2 separate regions of the Homo sapiens genome follow, and region 2 is linked to region 1. The links are chromatin loops, found by intact Hi-C in ENCODE. Cell type or tissue: PC-3. All regions are shown on one strand. Links, peaks and the distances in the headings refer to the core of each region. The heading gives the core; the rest is flanking DNA.

Region 1 (5,374 bases), core at 304-5,303:
GCTACTGCACTCCAGCCTGGGTGACAGAGCGAGACTCCATCTCAAAAAATAACATAACATAACATAACATAACATAACATAACATAGGCAGATTTATGGGCAATACTCCAGAGCTGTGAAAATAGAATCTGTGAGGGCGGGGGCTGGTAGTGTGGATTTTAGCAGGCCTCCCAGATGATTCTGCCATGCCTTGATCTTATGTATTTTATTGTTATAATTTATATATATAAAATTTACCCTTTTTAGTATATAGTTGAGTTCTGACAAACATATGTTTTTATAACCAACCACAACAAGACTCAGAACCTTTTTATCACCTCATGCTCCCCTGCAGCCAAACCCTCCCCATCCCTGGTACCTGGGAGTCACTGATCTCTTTTCCATCGCTGTGGTTTTGCCTTTTCTAGGATATCATGGAAATGGAATGATAGAGTAAATAAGCTCTTGAGCCTGGCTTCTTTCACTTTAGCATCACGTGTTTGCGATTCATCCATGTTTGGTGGGAATCAGTAGTTTGTTCCTTTCACTGCTGAACAGCTTTACATGGTGTGGGTGTTCCATGATCCGTTTATCCTTTCATCTGCTGAAGGACATTTGGACTGTTTCATTTTTTAACATCACGAACAAAGCCTGTAAACATTTGCATACAGGTTTTGCTGTGAAGCAAAGTTTTCTTTTTCTTTTTCTTTTTCTTTTCTTTCTTTTTTTTTTTTTTTGAGACCGGGTCTCACTCTTTTGCCCAGGCTAGAGTGCAGTGCAGTGGTATGATCTTGGCTCACTGCAGCCTCCGCCCCCTGGGCTCAAGCGTCCTCCCACCTCAGCCTCCTGACTAGCTAGGACTACATGTGTGCACCACTGTACCTGGCTAATTTTTGTATTTTTTGTAGAGATGGGGTCTCCCTGTGTTGGCGAGGCTGGTCTCAAACTCCTGGGCTCAAGCATTCCTCCTGCCTCAGCCTCCCAAAGTGCTGGGGTTATGGGCACAAACCACGGCATCTGGTCAGTAAAGTTTTCATTTCTCTCAGATAAATACATAGGAGTAGGATTGCTGGGTTGTACAGTTGTCCCTCCATATCTGAGGGGATTGGTTCCGGGAGCCCCACAGATACCAATATTCAAGGATACTCAAGTCCTTTGTATAAAGTGCTATAGTATTTGCATCTAACCTACACACATCCTTTTGTATACTTTAAATCATTTCTAGATTACTTATAGTACATAATACAATGTAAATGCTATGTAAATAGTTGTATTGCTTTTTAAAATTTGTATTATTTATTTATTTTCAAATATTTTCTGTGTTTGGTTGAATTTGTGGGTACAAAACCCACAGGTATAGAGAGCCAACTCTATATATTAAGTATATGTTTGACTATAAAAAACTACCACACTCTTTTCCAAAGAGATTGAGAGCTCCAATTGCTTCACATCCTTTTCAACACTCGGTATGTTTTTTACTTGTATACATTCTCTAGGGTGTAATGTATCTCATTGTAGTTTGATTTATTTTTTCTTTTTTTATAGTATTAAGAGGTGTATCATTGTAGTTTTAATTTACAGTTCTCTGATGATGAGTGATATTGAACATCTTTTATTTTTATTTTATTTTATTTTTTTTTTGAGACAGAGTTTCACTTCTTGTCACCCAGGCTGGAGTACAGTGGCACAATCTCAGCTCACTGAAACCTCCGCCTCCCAGGTTCAAGTGATTCTCCTGCCTCAGCCTCCCGAGCAGCTGGGATTACAGGCGCCTGCCACCATGCCTGGTTAATTTTTATATTTTTAGTAGAGACGGGGTTTCACTATGTTGGCCAGGCTGGTCTTGAACTCCTGACCTCAGGTGATCTGCCTGCCTCAGCCTCCCAAAGTGCTGGGACTACAGGCATGAGCCACGTTCCTGGCCGACGTTGTACAACTTTTCATGTGCTTGTTGGCTATCCATTCGTTTTTTGTTGTTGTTTTTTTTTTTTTTTTTGAGCTGGAGTCTTGCTCTGTCACCCAGGCTGGAGTGCAGTGGCACAATCTCGGCTCACTGCAGGCTCTACCTCCCGGTGTTCACGCCATTCTCCTGCCTCAGCCTCCTGAGTAGCTGGGACTACACGCGCCTGCCACCTCGCCCAGCTAATTTTTTGTATTTTTAGTAGAGAGGGGTTTCACCGTGTTAGCCAGGATGGTCTCGATCTCCTGACCTCGTGATCCGCCCGCCTCGGCCTCCCAAAATGCTGGGATTACAGGCGTGAGCCACCACACCCGGCCTATCCATTCGTTTTTGATTAAATCTCTATTCGAATCTTTTGCCCATTAAAAAACATTGGGTTTTCTTTCTTTTTAGTTTTGTTTTTTCGAGGTGGGGTCTTGGTATGTTGCCCAGGCTGGAGTGCAGTGCTGTTCACAGGCACAATCATTGCACACTGTAGCCTGGAACTCCTGGGCTCAAGAGATCCTCCTATTTCAGCTTCCAGAGTAGCTGGAACTACAAGTGCATGCCACCTGCCTGGCTCACATTTTTAATTTTGATGAAATTTAATTTATCGTTTTATCTTTTATACATGATACTTTTGGTATTGTATGTGAGAAGTCTTTGCCTAACCCAAGGTCAAGAAGATTTTCTCCTATCAGGATCATTTGGTTATTGGTTAAGCATGCAGATCCACGGACCCTATTCTAGAGCTTTAAAAGTTGAATCTCGCCGGGCGCGGTGGCTCGCGCCTGTAATCCCAGAACTTTGGGAGGCCGAGGTGGGTGGATCACGAGGTCAGGAGTCCGAGACCAGCCTGACCAACATGGTGAAACCCCGTCTCTGCTAAAAATACAAAAATTAGCTGGGCTTGGTGGCACACGCCTGTAATCCCAGCTACTCGGGAGGCGGAGGCAGGAGAATCTCTTGAACCTGGGAGGCGGAGGTTGCAGTGAGCTGAGATGGTGCCACTGCACTCCAGCCTGGGCGGCAGAGCAAGACTTCATCTCAAAAAAAAAAAAAAAAAAAAAAAAGTTGAATCTCAGAGAGGACCTGGTGATCTGAATTTTAACATGAACTGTGTCTGATTCTTCTTTGCCTTGAATTTTGAGAATCACTGGCTTACTGTTTGCAATTTGGAGCTTCCTGTCCTGATGGCTGCTGCGGGGTGGGGCAGGGGCATTGCCTGGCAGGGTTCTGGATGTGCATGTGGGAGATGATGAATAAATACGGACATGGATGTGATGTGCTCCTGGGGAGGGACCTGAGCAGCTAGGCTGGGAGCTGTGGAATCAAACAGGGAGACCAAGGCTAGCGCGAGGGGTGTGTCCACCTTTCGTCCCTCCCGGGCCCACCTGCGCTTTGGCTGAGCGCTTGCTTCTTTCTGTACTAGCCAGCAGATGGCGCCCTGTCACAGGCCAAGCCAAGGACCGGAAGCCGAGCCCAGGGACCTGGCCAGGCTGTTGCTGGGTGAGCTGTTGCTGGGTGTTCTGACCAAGGCTTCCACTCCCTTCTTGTGTTTATGTTCCTGTCCAACCCCTGCAGGGACCTGATGTTGCAACCCCTTTTCTGAACAAGAGTACTCAGGAAACACTTAATAGATACCCACTGAATCACAACATTTTCTTCGTTCAGAAATTGCCACTGGCTCCTCTTTCAAAAAACACACTTTGAGCAGCTGCTGTGTGTGCCCTGCCTGGAGGGCAATGCATGTGCCCGGGAGTGCCCAGTCTGGAGGGGAGGCAGACATCGCTCTAGCACACTCTTACACTGAAAGGGGGCTGCCAGGGACTGGAGTGGGAGCTGCTTTTCTGGCCTGGTGGGGTGGTGATCTTGGCCCTCACCAGGGCTTGTTGGCCTGTAGTTCCTGGCCCAGAGCTGAGGCCGGCATCTGGTAGGGGTGAGGGGAGTGTGTTTTGCTGTGATGTTTCCTGGCCTGGCGAGTCCTGAGGGTCAGCCTGGCACAGTCCAGCTCTGAGAGCATGGGGGAGGGACTGCGTTCTCACACAGCAGCTCCCAGATGGCTGGGGCTGCCTGGCTTTGTTTGCCACAAGGGCTGAGGCCTCAGATCTGCCATCCTTGGCTCTCTGCCTCTCGCAGGAAGCAGGTGGGAGTTTACCAGGGAGGAGAGGGGGCTGGAGGTCCCCACTGCAGGGTCTGTGCTGCTCTCCCAGGGGGACTGAGCTCCTCTGTAAGGAGACAGACCTTTCCCAACTCTGCCTCCTCTGTGGTGTGCTGTGTTGGGGGTTGACTTGGAGCCTTCTGCCTAGCATGCCACCTCTAGACTTGCTCTGTCTGGATTGGGGCTCCTGGGAGGCTAAGAAAGACCCTTCTCCCTCTTCTCCTGTGCCCCCTGGGGAGGGCTTTCTTCCCTTGAGGGCTCTGCACCTATTTGAAAGGAAGGCTTTGTATCCCTGGGTGGGCACTTCTCTGTCTTGACACCTTTGGTTTTTGAGCTGGATAATTCTTTGTTCTGGGGAGCTGTCCTGTGCTTGGTAAGATGTTTAGCAACATCCTAGCCTCTACCCACTTGAGGCAAGATGCCTTAGTTCATTCAGGCTTCCATAGCAAAATATGAACAGCAGAGATTTATTTCTCACAATTCTGGAGGCTGGGAAGTCCAAGATCAAGGCACTGGCAGGCTCAGTGTTTGGTGCAGGTCTGCTTCCTGGTTCATTAACAGATGTTTCTCACCATGTCCTCCGTGGGTGGGGGGCCAGGGAGAGACTTTTCTGGGGTTTCTTCCTTCCTCCCTTCCTCTCTCTTTTTCCTTCCTTCCTTCCTTGAGAGAATGTTCTGGGGTTTCTTCTCCCCTCCCCTCCCCTTCCCTCCCCTCCACCCTTCCCTCCCTTTGCCCAGGCTGGAGTGCAGTGGCTCAAACTCTTAGGCTAAAATGATCCTCCTGACTCAGCCTCTCGAGTAGCTGGGACTACAGGCACACATCACCATGCCTGGCTAATTTAAAATTTTTTTTTTTTTTAATAGAGATAAGTCTCACCATCTTGCCCAGACTAGTCTCGAACTCCTGGGCTCAAGTGATCCTCCCATCTCAGCCTCCCGAAATCTTGAGATTATAGGTGTTACAGGTTTGAACCACTGCACTGGCCTGGGGGTCTCTTTCATAAGGACACTAATCCTGTCCATGGGGGCTCCACCCTCACGACCTAATCACCTCCCAAAGGCCCCACCTCAAATGCCATCACATTAGAGATTAGATTTTAACCTATGAATTTTGGGGTGACACATACATTCAGTTGATAACACTAGTAGCACCCCCTGCCCTCACTCCACCCCCAGTTGTAACAGCCAAATTTGTCTCCAGACATTTCCAAATGTCCCCTGGGGGCAAAACTGCCCCCCTTGAGGCACGCTGCTCTGGGAGGTCATGTCTGTAAGGGGCCAAGCCTGGCACTGGGT
Region 2 (5,374 bases), core at 112-5,111, 68 kb after region 1:
GCAACTCAAAGTGTGGTCTGTGGACCAGCAGCGGCAGTGACACCTGGGAGCTTGTTAGGAATGCAGAGTCTAGGCCTCACCCTATACCTCCCGACTCAGACCCTGCATTTTAGCAAGACCCCCAGCTGATTCCTATAAGCACTTTAGAGTTTGAGAAGCAAGGACCTAGGCTGGGGATGTCCTCCGAGCAGAGGGTGAAGTTTCTCTCAGTTCTCTCCCTGCCACTTCCAGGGATCTGAGCCTGTGCTCAGCCTCCTCCCTAACCCACCCTGGGAGACACTTGGCCTGTTAGATTGTTCCAGAGTCTGCATGGCACTCCTGAAGAAGGGAGTGTGACCTGCAGTCACCAGGAGATGAGGGTTAGGTGTGCCCAGCCCTCCAGACCCGGCCTTTCTGGTTAACCCCTGCATGCCAAGCTGCCTGCTGCCCCAGGTCCTCACCTCAGGCCTTTGAAGGGGCAGCTTCTGGAAGTTGTTTTCTCCTCTGCTTGGAGAGTTTGCCCTTGTCTGTCTTGGAAAGTGTGGGCAGCCACAGATGCCCCCAAATCAGAGCTCACAGTGAGTGAGCCCCTAAGCTTCAGTCTGCAATAAAGAATGCATTGGTTTCATCTGCCTGGTTGGTGTTTGATTCATTCTCACTGTACAGACCTCCTATAGCCTGGGCGTCAAACCAGCCCACATGCAAGAGGGGTGCCCTCTTGTTGAAAGCACGAGGTAAAGAAGGCTAGAACGGGATGAAACGTGGATTATTCACAGGTGGGCACAGGTGCAGCCAAGCAGAATTGGTGCGTGCCCCCCAGCTGCGTTACTGCAGGATGGCTAAACATCAGGGGGAGACTGTGTATCTGGGAAAGGATGAAGAGACCCACTATCTCCACATTTCTCTCTTACCAGTGCCAGAAATTATTCCCTTAGTAATTTGTTCCTCTGAGTCCATGGTTCTCAAAGAGGGATCTCTGGGCCAGCAGCATCCGCAGCACCAGGAAGTTAGTTAGAAATGCGAATAGTTGACTCCACCCTAGATGTGCAGAATCTGAAACTCGGGGATGGGGCCCAGCACTCTTAACAAGCACTCCATGTGGTTCCGATGCCTGCTGAAGTTAGAGAACTACTGCTCTGGGTTCAATGTTAAAGTCAGGTTTTGCTTTTCTTAAGTCTGAGAGGCCAGCTTAAGTTTGCCTTGAGTTTTAGTCCAGATGCTCCATTGTTTCTAATTATTATTATTATTATTACTATTTGAGACGGAGTTTCACTATTGTTGCCCAGGCTGGAGTGCAATGGCGTGATCTCGGCTCACTGCAACCTCTACCTCCCAGTTCAAGAGATTCTCTTGCCTCAGCCTCCCAAGTAGCTGGGATTATAGGCGCCCACCACCATGCCTGGCTAATTTTGTATTTTTAGTAGAAATGGAGTTTCGCTATGTTTGTCAGGCTGGTCTTGAACTCCTGACCTCAGGTGATTCACCTACCCCGGCCTCCCAAAGTGCTGGGATTACAGGCATGAGCCCACTCCCAGCCGATCCATTATTCCTTTTATTTTATTTTTTATTTTTGAGACGGAGTCTCACTCTGTTGCCCAGGCTGGAGTGCAGTGGCACGATCTCAGCTCACTGCAACCTCCACCTTCCAGGTTCAAGCAGTCCTCCTGCCTCAGTCCCCTAGTAGCTGGGATTACAGGCATGCGTCACCATGCATGGCTAATTTTTGTATTTTTAATAGAGACCGGGTTTCACCACGTTGACCAGGCTGGTCTTGAACTCCTGGCCTCAGGTGATCCACCCGCCTCGGCCTCCCAAAGTGCTGGGATTACAAGTGTGAGCCACTGCGCCTGGCCCAATTATTTTTATTTAACAAACACACATAGAGCTTAGTGGGTACCAGGCAGTGTCTTAGTGCATTATACCTATTAACTCATTTAATCCCTATAACAATCCTAGCTAGCTTTGTGATTTGGATAAATCTCTTTTCCTCTCCAGGCCCTGTTTCCTGTCTGTAAAACTAAGGGGCTAAACCAGGAGACCCCTAAGGGCATTTCCAGAACTCATATGGTCACTATTTCTCAGCTCCTGAAGGCCCTGTGATCACTTATAACTGCCCCCTGTGGATTAGCCTGGACTCAGGCCGCTGGCCTCCCCCACCCCAAAGGTCAGAGGTCAGAGAGAGGACTCCCACCTGCGTAGTTTTCTGTTGAAGGATGCCTCACCGAAAACATCACCAGATCCACCTGTTAATCAGGAGAAGCTGATTCTACTTTTCCTGCTCGAACTTGACAGTTTTCCTAGCGTGTCAGACTTGGGAAGACAGTCAGGAAGTGATGAGAGATTTCAGAGTTTGGTTTTAGGTGGGACTTTCAATGCAGAGAAGGAAGCCTCGATTAGGATTGGGTAAAGATCAGGACATAGTTTAGGATCGGTGGACACAGCAAAGGGGGATTTTGAGGCAAAGGGTTCAAAGAGTCTTGGTGCGTAAACTCTCTTTTGATGTGATTAAGAGTTGATCAGTTTGCTGTTGCTTTAAATGATTCCTTCAGAAAGCTCCTGGAACGAACAGTAAAGTTATTTACAACTTTTTCTTCCTGGGCAAGAGTTTCCAGGACTAGTACTGTTATGCTGGAAAAGATGGAGGAATAATGTGGACGGGAAGCTGTGTGGGGCTACAGGATTCTAATTGTAGTCTCACCCAAATACCATGTTGTACCCCAGAGCCCCGCTTTGGGTCTGTTCTTCACATGAGATGTGCCCGTCCCTTCACAGAAAGCCAGCCCTGGGAAGCAAGCAGCAGTTCCTGAGCGATAATTGGCACCTGCCCCAGAAGGCCTCGGCAGAGCCCTGAACCAGATGTGAAGGGCAGGAAGGGCGGGCCTGGGGGAAGAGCGTGACTCAGGCAACTGGGCAGGAAAACCTCTCCAGCCCATGAGCAGCCAGGCCGTGCTCTGACTGTGTCTCCAGGCCAGGCAGGCTCGATCCATGCCTGAGAAAAGGGACATAGCCGAGCTGCGTTAGGTCCAAGCAGGAGCACCCCTGGAGCTCCTAGTGTTTTATCAGCACCAGGCAGGCACTGGTATGTGGTTTGGGTTTTTTTGTTTTTTGTTTTTTTGTTTTTGACGCAGAGTCTCGCTCTGTCACCCAGGTTGGAGTGCAGTGGTGTGATCTTGGCTCACTGCAACCTCCACCTCCCAGGTTCAAGTGACTCTTCTGTCTCAGCCTCCCGAGTAGCTGGGACTACAGGCGCGCACCACCATGCCCGATTAATTTTGTATTTTTTTAGTAGATACAGGGTTTTGCCATGTTGGCCAGGGTGGTCTGGAATTCCTGACTTCAGGTGATCCGCCCGCCTCAGCCTCCCAAAGTGCCGGATTACAGGCATGAGCCACCACGCCTGGCCCAGTGTGTTTCTCATTTATTGTTAACATCACCCCTCTTGGTGCCCACTCTATGGATGAAGAAACAGGCTTAGCATGTGACTAGGAAGGAGCAGGGCTGGGGTTGGTTTAAACTGGGTTGCAAGTTCCGGGTTTTTGCTGTGAGCCCCGGGTCCCTCAGGAGGCCAGCTTGGACTGAAGTGGTTGATTGCTTTCTTTAGCTGACACGGTCCTTCTACCAACCCATTCCTGTGAAAAGACCTCTCTGAAGCTTTACTTTCCTCATCTATAAAGTGGGTGCCAACACTACCTTTCCTAATCCCATAGGGTTAAGAACAGGTGACAAAGGTAAGTGCATCAGCATGGTGCCCAGTTCACACTCCAGAGAGTTTCCTCTCACATCTGCTTGTGCCCACCCTTAGGCATAAGGCTGTGTGGGCACAGCCTTTAGTGCCCAGATAAGAACCTCACCTCTCTCAGTGCCGTGCAGATCTGCATGCCACACATACCTGGAGCTCATCTGGCCAATGGGAGATTTAGTCCCACAGAGGATGAGAAGATTGACAGTTCCCCGCTCCCTCCATCTTCATAGTTCAGGAATCTACAAAGGCTCTGTCTCAGGCCTTTGAGGATGATGAAGTACTCAAGGCGTTGGCTGGGAGCCAACTGGAGCCCTTGCTACCCTATGTGTGTACATTCAAGTTCATGCCAGCAGAAGCACCTGGGAACCCTGCTTCCTGTAGCTGGGAAGCACTTAAGTTGGGGTGCCCTCCAGGGTGGACTCTGCAGGACTACCCCAGTGCATGACTGCAGGGGGTGTCACTCACAATGCAGTCTCAGTAACTGGCACCATTTGCATAGAAAACTGTGAATGGGCCACCTGGCGCTGTGCTAGGGCTGGTGCTGCATCTATGGACTATTTCCAAGAGAACCAATCACGGGAGCTTTCTCAAATGTAGATTACCAGACCTATATGAGCCCCATTAAACCAGACTCTGGAATAGGACTCATACCTCTGCACCTTAAAAGGTCCCTATTCATCCTTCACACAGCGCGCAGAGGATCCTTCTAAATCCCAACTCTCTCATCTGCTCCGAGCCCTGCCATGGCTCTCCACTTATTTCAGTATAAAAGCCCAGGCCTTACCATGGTCTTCGAGTTCTGGAATCACCCGCCCTCTGTTACTTCTGTGGTCTCTTTCGTACTCCAGACACACTGGCTTCCAGCTGGTCCTCCAACACCCCACATGTGTTCACTTCTCAGGGCCTTCGCATTTGCTCCCCACAGCCCTCACACACCCACCAAGATATTCCCATGGCCAACTCCCTTATTTCCTTCAAGTCTACTCAAATCGAGGTCTACCCTAACCACCCTACTGCAGCCTGCCCCGTTGCACTTCTGTCACTTTTATCTCCCTTAACCTGCTCACCTTTTCCTTTATCTATAGTGCTTCTCCAATATACGCTATAATTTACTTATATCTATGGCTTCTTGTCTGTCTACTCTCGCTAGAATAAAATTCCTATGAAGGAAGGATCTTTGTCCTTCTTAGTCTCTGCTGTGTCTCCAGCACCTGGAGTGATGCCTGGCTCATAGTGGGTACACATGTATGTTTACTGAATGACTGAATGGACAGGTGGTTGATATGCACTGATGCTTGGGGGCCTCTGCTTGTGAGAGAACTGCCGTGTGATATCCACTTACCAGCCCAAGTTCAGGTACCATATTAAATACCTGTGCTCACCAGCAGAGTTTGCTTCCAAAGGACTGAAAAACACCAGGAAGTCTTCCTCACTTTGGTCTTTCCAGACACTCACAAGCCATGGTATTGTGGCTGGGGCTTTTCCTAAGTGGGGTGGCCAGGAGTCAGTGTACATGAGCTAAGAGAGAACAGTCAGTCCCCAGTGCTGTCCCTTAGCCTGCCACTGTGCCTGAAAGCCCACCAGGATGAGACTGCTGCTGTTGATGAGGCATTGCCCTGTCCATATGATCTTATTTTAACCCCTGCCAGGATT

The links. A loop is a pair of places that touch in the nucleus more often than their neighbours do. Peaks named below come from ENCODE experiments on the same cell type or tissue, not always from the same donor. Only the 100,000 strongest peaks of a DNase experiment are listed, where the experiment ranks them.
Region 2: it touches region 1 in a loop (5-fold over the local background); 11 of 110 quality-filtered maps call a loop at or near these places.

What each region holds. Positions count from the first base shown.
Region 1 is chr10:70,362,671-70,368,044 of GRCh38, reverse strand. All of the region lies in intron 2 of LRRC20 (leucine rich repeat containing 20), which reads left to right. Among named protein-coding and RNA genes, the nearest start is that of LRRC20, 17 kb to the left of the region's middle. In PC-3, for the core only: CTCF peaks have their summits at 3,158 and 3,358 (motif pointing right); a DNase peak (open chromatin) is centred at 3,414; H3K4me3 peaks cover 277 bases; H3K27ac peaks cover 918 bases.
Region 2 is chr10:70,294,208-70,299,581 of GRCh38, reverse strand. LRRC20 (leucine rich repeat containing 20) reads left to right here. Exons shown (of 5, transcript NM_001278212.2): 5 at 1-607. Among named protein-coding and RNA genes, the nearest start is that of NPFFR1, 13 kb to the right of the region's middle. In PC-3, for the core only: no CTCF peak of the experiment used is centred there; a DNase peak (open chromatin) is centred at 2,861; H3K27ac peaks cover 358 bases.